Regions from separate parts of the Homo sapiens genome. Here all the other regions are linked to region 3. A link is a loop called in an ENCODE intact Hi-C map of the cell type or tissue named here. Cell type or tissue: B cell. All regions are shown on one strand.

Region 1 (2,500 bases), 260 kb after region 3:
ATTACTTTCATTCATCACTTATTTAGTATATGTTATATTTCAGGTATAGTACTTAATGCTACATATAAAAATATGAGTAAAACAGTTTTATTGTGAGCAGCATCTATCTTACTGAAGGAAATAGATGTGGATTAGGACTATCATCATTATTATTCTCATTTATTACATGTCTACTAAGACTCTGGCTGTGTTCCTGGACCAAGGAAAGAGCAAAGAAGCCAAAGTCCCTGCCCTCTTAAGGCTCAGAATAAACAGTAAATAAACAAATAAATAAACATACATTTTCAGATAGTGATAAGTATAGTGAAGAAAATAAAGAAGGATGAGAAGATAGAGAACTCCCCAAAGATATAGCACATAAGTTGAGACATGAACTATTAATATTATATTAATATAATATCTTGAAAAACAAGCCATGCAAAGATCCAGGGTCAGAGCATTGGCATAGAGGATAGTAAGCATAAAAATCCTGAAGATGGGTGAGATTGGTATGCTTGCTGAACACCAACTAGACTAACATAGACAGAACAGATTCAGTGAGGGAAGATTTGTAGATGAGGGTAGGGATGCAGGAATGGCCAATCACTTGTCAGGAGAACAAGCTTACAGGTTTAGTTGGGAGATGGGTTGATGGTATTTGATTTACATTTTGAGTAGATTACTCTGGATATGGTACGGAGTTGAGATGGTAAGATGGCAAAAGCAGGAGAAGGAAATGAGTTAGGAGGCTACTAGAGTAGTCCAGGAAAGAAAAAAGTGGATTGGAGCATGACAATAATATAGAGTTGGTAAGATATTTTTAGATTGGGATATATTCTTAAGGTAGAGGCCACAGAACTTGTTAATGAATCGAATGTGGGGCCTAACAGAAAGAGAAGATGTCTCAGTAACATCTAGGTTTTTGGCTTAAGCGTTAGGGAAAGCTGTGGTGTCATTTGATGAAGTGGGGAAAAGGAGGGAGCAAATTTGGATGATGGGCAGAATAAAAAGTTCTTTTGGAAGCATCTTAGATTTGAGATGCCTTTTAGATATTTAAATGACAATGTCTTGCAGGTGGTAGAGCTGAGAGTTTAGAATGGTTGGAAATAGAAACACTTACAGTTATTGAATGAAGATAGTTGTTGAGGTCCTGGGTTTAGCTAGGATAGAGAATAGAGAAGTGGACCAAAGACTGAGCCCTGAAGCAATGTAAAGTAAACCACAGTCAGAAAGAGAAGGGAGACAGTACTGCAAATAAAATGGCTCTGGAAGGAGGAGGAGGCAGGAGAAAGACCCCGAGGCTGTGGTGAACTAGAGGATGAGTAAATAAAGAAGGAGGGGTCAATCCTTGACTAGTAGAGTGATTAAGATTAGGAGTGAGAATTGATCTCTACATGGATAGAATGGAGGTCATAGATTTCCTGGTAAGAGTAGTTTGGGAGAATTTTGAGGAATAAAATCCCTATTTGACTAAGTTAAAGAAAGATTGGGAGGTAAGAACGTGGAGCCGCTAAATAAAGACAAAATTCTAAAAATTGTGCTTAAAAAATGAGAAACAGACATATAACAGTACTTACTATCTAGATAATATAAAATCAATCTAAAAATTATAAAATTCCTAAGTCAATGGTTGTTAAACTTGTTGGTTTTAAAACTTCATTATATTCTTCAACATTATTAAAAAACGGAAGATTTTTCTGTGAGATACAGCTATTGACATTTACTGTACTGAAAATTAAAATGTAGACATATCTCTTTTATTTTGTTAAGATAATAAACTATCACATGTTAAATAGCATATTTTAATAAAAATATGTTTTCAGAAAAAGTGAGCACAGTGGTATTCTTTTACAGTTTTGCAAATGTCTTTACTGTTTGGCTTAATAGGAAAAGAACGGATTCTCATATATGCCTCTGTATTTAATTTATTGCAATTTGTTGTTTTGGTTAAACAAATGAAGAAATTCAGGCCTCATACAGATATGTATTTTAATAAATATCTTTATCTACCTAGATATGTTCTCTGATAGTTGTGAATATATCATGTAGCCTATTATTAGAGAATGAGGGTGAAAATGCAAATAATGTTTTAGTGTCTTTATGAAAATAGTTTTGACCTCATGGACATACTGAAAGCATCTTGGGACCCTCGGGTTGCTAGACCACACTTAGAGAACCACTGAACATATTTTACATCCAACAACATCTGAGTTTTGTTTTGTGTGAAATATTGCTATGATAACAAAAAGTGAAATGACCACAGTGGCAGAGAGCTTGTGAAAAGCTGAAATGATTTTTATTTTCTTTTGAACGAACACTAGCTACGTTATTAAATAGAGTCTTGGAGGGTATGCCAGCTGTGAGGTTGGCTTTCAGGCAGTCCACCCAAATATTAATCAAAGGTGCCGTGAGTTAGATGGTGGCTATTCTTAAAAGAGTATTTCTGATGAGTAGTACTTTCTTATGATTAGTGATAGATTTCAAAAATTGTTATTTGTCTCTTTCTTTCAGCTATGAATTA
Region 2 (2,500 bases), 69 kb after region 3:
ATTTACCACACAGAGCTCTTACAGAAAGTCTGTTCGAAAGAGACAGATAACTTCCCACTCTGATGGGCATATCAGTAGGAATTTTATTTGTGTCTTCCTGTAAATGCAGGAGAGCTTAGCTATTGATGAGTTTAATTCTACAGGCACCAGCGGTTTGTATTTAGCCTGAGAAATAGCATTAGCGAGTTCATCTGATGGGCCCGATAGGCTTAGCTGTGCTGCGGACAGGCAGGGTACAATGTGATTACACGCTCATTCTGGAATCTCTTCCCCTCCTCACCCCCCCACCCCCCTTCTTTTCACAAATGCAGAGAAATCAACAGATGTACACTACTTCCTTCATTATTCAGGCTAATACTTGCAACTATTGATTCAGTCAGTGCTGTCGAGGTTGTAAAAATCTGTATTAACACATGGGTTAAACGGAAAAATATTTATTTAATGCTTTTGTTTACTCTTCTGCCTGCTTCTGACACTGGGAAACACACAGGGACAGGAGAGGCCCCAGCCGGGCTCTGTGTGGCTTCTCCTTGGGTTAATCACATTTCACACGTCCCCATTTCTGGCAGATGCAGCACCTGACCTCCCCTTTGTCCGTCTCTGGATGAAAGTGTGAGGCTCCATAATTTCCCTCAGGCACAAAAACAGTTTGCTTTCCTGCTGGAGGTGAAAGTGACTCCCAGAGCAGGCACAGCTGGGGCTTTTATCTACCCTTCAGCCAGTGCCGGGTGGCTGAGCTCTTTCACTTTGCATGAAAATAAAGCTGAGATTGGAGCTGCTGAATTTGGCTCTTCACAAAATGGGGGGCAGGGGTGGGGGTGAAAGGAACCTTGGGGGCTTGGTTCACCAAGTAGGAATTAGGTTGGGTGTCAAGCGGGCTGCTTGGGAAGGAGGTGACAAGTGCTCCCGACAGGGACCACGCTGAGCCGCTAAAGCAATTGAAGCCAATGAGACGTTCTTTGCAGGAGTGAAAGTGTGGGCACAGCTGTGAGAGCTGCAGGAACTGCCTTAAGGGTAGGAGGTGGAAGGGACAGGTCTGTGACAGGAACTTGCAGGAGCTCACTTACCACGGGCACTGCTCACCCCAGACAGCTCCGGTGATTTATCTGAGAGGCATTTCCCTCCCCTTTTCCTTCCCCACTGTTTTAAATGCTCAGTAGCTGGCTGACCCTTGCTCTCCATGGGTCTGCCTGCTGTGAAGTCAGTGGCCGTTCTCTGTGGGACTGAAGTCAGCAGATCCATTAGGTTGACTAATGGTGATGGAAAGATCCGTGGCCATTTGGGTTAGGGTAACATTTATGTTTGGACCCTATGATTACTGGCAGGCTACTGGGTTGTTTGGGAAATGTTCTGGGAGCTGGGGCTGTGGAGAACCTGCCTGAAAGAGTGCAGGGATGAGAGGCAAACCATGACAGGGAATGAGCCCAAGTGGCAGCTCATGTTGGAGATGGTGCCGAGTGGCAGCCGCTTGTAGGCACCTGGCAGCAGAAGGCTATGTCCTAAGGTGTTCTACCGACATCTACCAGAGCAGCTGGCGCCTGGTGGAAGGCAGATGGTGTTGGATCCCCCAAGTGTCGCTGTCTAGCAAGATGCCATGTCCACTGATTAAAAATAATTAAACATTCCTTCCTCCGGTGAAGGAGAATGGCACGCACACCAGGCAGGGAGGTTGACAATGGCATTACACAGCAAGACATGGCAGCAGCAGTGAGTGCCCAGGGTAGCAGGTGCGTCTGGCTTGGAGAAGGAGGGGTGGGAGTGGGGGTCCCAGGTTAGCAATGACAGCAGAAAGAGTTAGTGAGGATGCATATGCATGAGAGATGCATGAATGGGATCATGTTGGATGACTTTCTACTGTTCATCCGCGTTTATGGAGAATGTTTTCCAATTTCTGAATGGAAACAATGAATTTTATATTCATGACCCAATCAATATGCACTGATCACCTAATACATGTTTTTATACTAGGTGCCATGGACAGAATACATTAATAGATGGTGTTGTCTATGTCTTCATTGTACTTACTTTAGTTGAATTTAGTCACTTATTTCTCCATACATATGGTTTTTCTTCTGCAGTTTGATGAAAGGTTTGAACATACCTTCAGTTTAACAGTTTGATGGAAAGAGTTTGATGAAAGAGTTGAACGTACTGATATTCCTCAGTGGTACTGTCATAAATGAGACACTGATGAGTGTCATAAGTGCTCCCCATAAGAGTGTTGGCTGTAAGGTCATGCATGAGACTGTTTTCCAAGTGTGCCCAGGCTCATAAATAGCTGTATCCTGCTGCCTTCCCCACACCGGCTTCTCATCCCCCTACACACCCCTTCCCTTTCATAGACCTGAATGTTATCAGGAACTTGATGAAAAGGCAGCCGCATTCCTCCAACTAACTTGACTAATGATTGGAGGAGAGGAATTAGACACTGAGTACAGGTAAATCCTTCAAAGAATTTTTCTGCTATTTATTATTTAATTTTAAAATTAAATTATTTAAA
Region 3 (2,500 bases):
TCACACATGGAATCTATTCCACGTTGTTTTTGCTAGTTTTTCCAAGACCCCGAGGGGATCCAACAACAATAGGTTATATTGAGTGCAATTAGAACCATAATGCAGAAGCAAGTAAATTAGGGCAGATGTTGATATTTCAAAACTAGTCTGCTTTTCTTACATTTGGACACAATTCACGAGATGCATTGAGAAGTACTGTGATTACTGACAATGTCTCCTCTTCAATATATCAAGACTGTTTACAGAAAACAGAAAAAAGCATCCATTAGTGCAACTCCAAAATCTTACCCTAAACAATGTTATTCTATTATATGGTAAGTGTTGTAATTATGTAACTGCACCCACAATTGGAACCCTAGATTTTGAATGTTTAAATTTAATTCTGCATGTCACCTCTCTGGGTTATGCAGCAGACAGATGTGAGCCGGAATGGGGGGCAGTGGCACTGGAGTTGGGACCAACAGGGTAGATAGGGTGAGGATCGTTGAGCAATGCTTTGTTATTAGACATCAGTGTGTGCTGTCAATGGCTTAGTGAAGCTGCTCGTGATTTGGGAGGGGCTTCTCTGGCCAAGCAGGACAGAAACCAAAGGAAAGAAGGAATCATAGTGGGAGTGAACAGGAGGTGTGGAGGGGGTCAGGGTGGTCAGCGCTAGTCTGCAGAGAAGGAAGGTGCCTTTTAGGAGGAATCAAGCCGGTGGAATGCAAATTCAACTGGGAATAGAAGCCGGAGCCTTGGAGCAGCTTCAGGGAAAACTACTCTCCAGTTTTCTGTCTAAACAGCATAGCAGTAGAGGGAGCCAACCCCAGAGGACTTCTGCAGCCAAAGAAACTCTGAGTTGGGGGGAGTATATTTTATTTTTATTTATTATCACAACACGGACTATAAATTTTAAAACCTATTTGAGTAATTTCCCTGCAGAAGAAATCTGACTCTGTTCCCACAGCCTCCCTTCTCTCAAAGTGCTAAGTGTGCCACAGAGCATTTGGAATTCTTCCTTCAAAGTTCCAGGTTGTCCAGCCCCTCCTACCACTGCAGGTCTCTCTTGGTCCTGCTGATACTGGAGCTTATTTATGAGGGCTGCTGAGGGGTGGGTGGGCAGGGGGACAGCTGCCAGGGCCTGCCCCCCACCATGGGAGATTTGTGGCAGGTGGAGGGGGAGGCGGATATAATGACCATTTGCAGACAACCTATTTAAGCAACTGTTTGTTATACAATAAAAATTACTCGGTGGCTCTGAGCATGAACTCTCCAAGGGAGGGTGCTGTGGGAGGCAGTTGGAGACTTTGTTTTAATCAAATGAGCAAGCAGGAGCTTAGGGCTTTGTTGCGAGAGGGGATGGCTTTGTGGCGGCCTTTCTTGCTTCCTCCTGGCTTCATTTGCTTGTCAGGCAACAGTGTGGCCCCTGGGGGACTCCCCTAGATGAGGCAGCTGCAAAAGAGAAAGTCTCTAGAATTGGGAAGTGGTAAGTGTAACTCAGAATCTATAGGGAGGGAGCTGGGCAGAACAGTTTTGTGAAGCACCTTCCAAACACACAGGTAAAGGTAACTCCTTTCAGTTATACACATTTTCATAAGAACAGGAGCAAATAATATTCATGCCATGTCCTAACACACCCTAACGTACACTGAGTCTAAGCTGTAGTAACTGACAGAAGCAGCAATTTCCAGAGCCAAGGACCCTGAGAACTGAATCTCATGAGCCTCTAGAGGGGAGAACCAGGGGCCAGTGGTAGCAGAGCTCCCCAGGTGAACCCAGGCACCAGGGAGCCTCCAGATTGCTGCACAGGGGACACAGCAGCTCCAGGAGACAATCTCTGAAATTCCACCAGCATCCTTATGTGTCTGCATACTGCAGGAGAATGTTGGTGTCAACACACTCTGACATCAGAGTGTGATGTCACACACTCTGATCCTCATCCCTGGCTCCAGGACCCCATAGCCTGAAATGATTTTTAATACATGCTATTTGCTTATTTCAAGGAAAAGGGTCAATCGCTGAGCAAGAGGAAGGGAAAGAGAGTCTGGAGCATTTGAGCAATAAAAGTGAGGTCAGATAAAACCCTAGCATTGCAGAGCTTGCATACAAGCTGGATTTCTCTATGGGTTTTTACACCAAACAAAAGACAAACAGTTCGTCTACCCATTTGGCCATGGGAGTTGCAGGGAGCACAGTTCTGGCAGCCGAGCTGGGCTGTGGAGAAGCTAAGTTCTCTATCATGCCTAGGGCTGCCATTTGGGGCTGCCCACCAGCTTGTCAATCTCAGTGCATGTAAAGCTAGTGATTAGAGGACTTAGTCTCCGTAGCTCATCTCTTTGAAGCTGATTCCCCACTCAGAGACTCTCCCTGCTGTAGAGAGACTGGAGTCTTCCGCAGGTTCCTCCTGCAAGCTGTTCACCCTGCTTTGTATTATTTCTTGGCGTTTGTATGTACCCTGCTTGCATCTAATGTATATTTATTCTCAAGGACCGAGAGCCTCAGCAGGCAGCTGAAGTTTAAG

What was found. Hi-C counts contacts between places; a loop is a spot of excess contacts. Peaks named below come from ENCODE experiments on the same cell type or tissue, not always from the same donor. Only the 100,000 strongest peaks of a DNase experiment are listed, where the experiment ranks them.
Region 1: a loop joins it to region 3, with 2.9 times the contacts of the local background. A loop is called at or near these places in 2 of 110 quality-filtered maps.
Region 2: a loop joins it to region 3, with 2.1 times the contacts of the local background. A loop is called at or near these places in 2 of 110 quality-filtered maps.

What each region holds. Positions count from the first base shown.
Region 1 is chr1:83,504,012-83,506,511 of GRCh38, reverse strand. No RefSeq gene overlaps it. Among named protein-coding and RNA genes, the nearest start is that of LINC01712, 59 kb to the right of the region's middle. In B cell, no CTCF peak of the experiment used is centred here; no DNase peak of the experiment used is centred here.
Region 2 is chr1:83,691,284-83,693,783 of GRCh38, reverse strand. All of the region lies in intron 2 of LINC01725 (long intergenic non-protein coding RNA 1725), which reads left to right. Among named protein-coding and RNA genes, the nearest start is that of LINC01725, 170 kb to the left of the region's middle. RefSeq lists enhancers at 442-977, 978-1,512. In B cell, no CTCF peak of the experiment used is centred here; no DNase peak of the experiment used is centred here; H3K4me3 peaks cover 1,316 bases; H3K27ac peaks cover 1,018 bases.
Region 3 is chr1:83,760,176-83,762,675 of GRCh38, reverse strand. The region is part of intron 1 of LINC01725 (long intergenic non-protein coding RNA 1725); the gene reads left to right. Among named protein-coding and RNA genes, the nearest start is that of LINC01725, 100 kb to the left of the region's middle. RefSeq lists an enhancer at 1,626-1,775. In B cell, no CTCF peak of the experiment used is centred here; a DNase peak (open chromatin) is centred at 1,405; H3K27ac peaks cover 591 bases.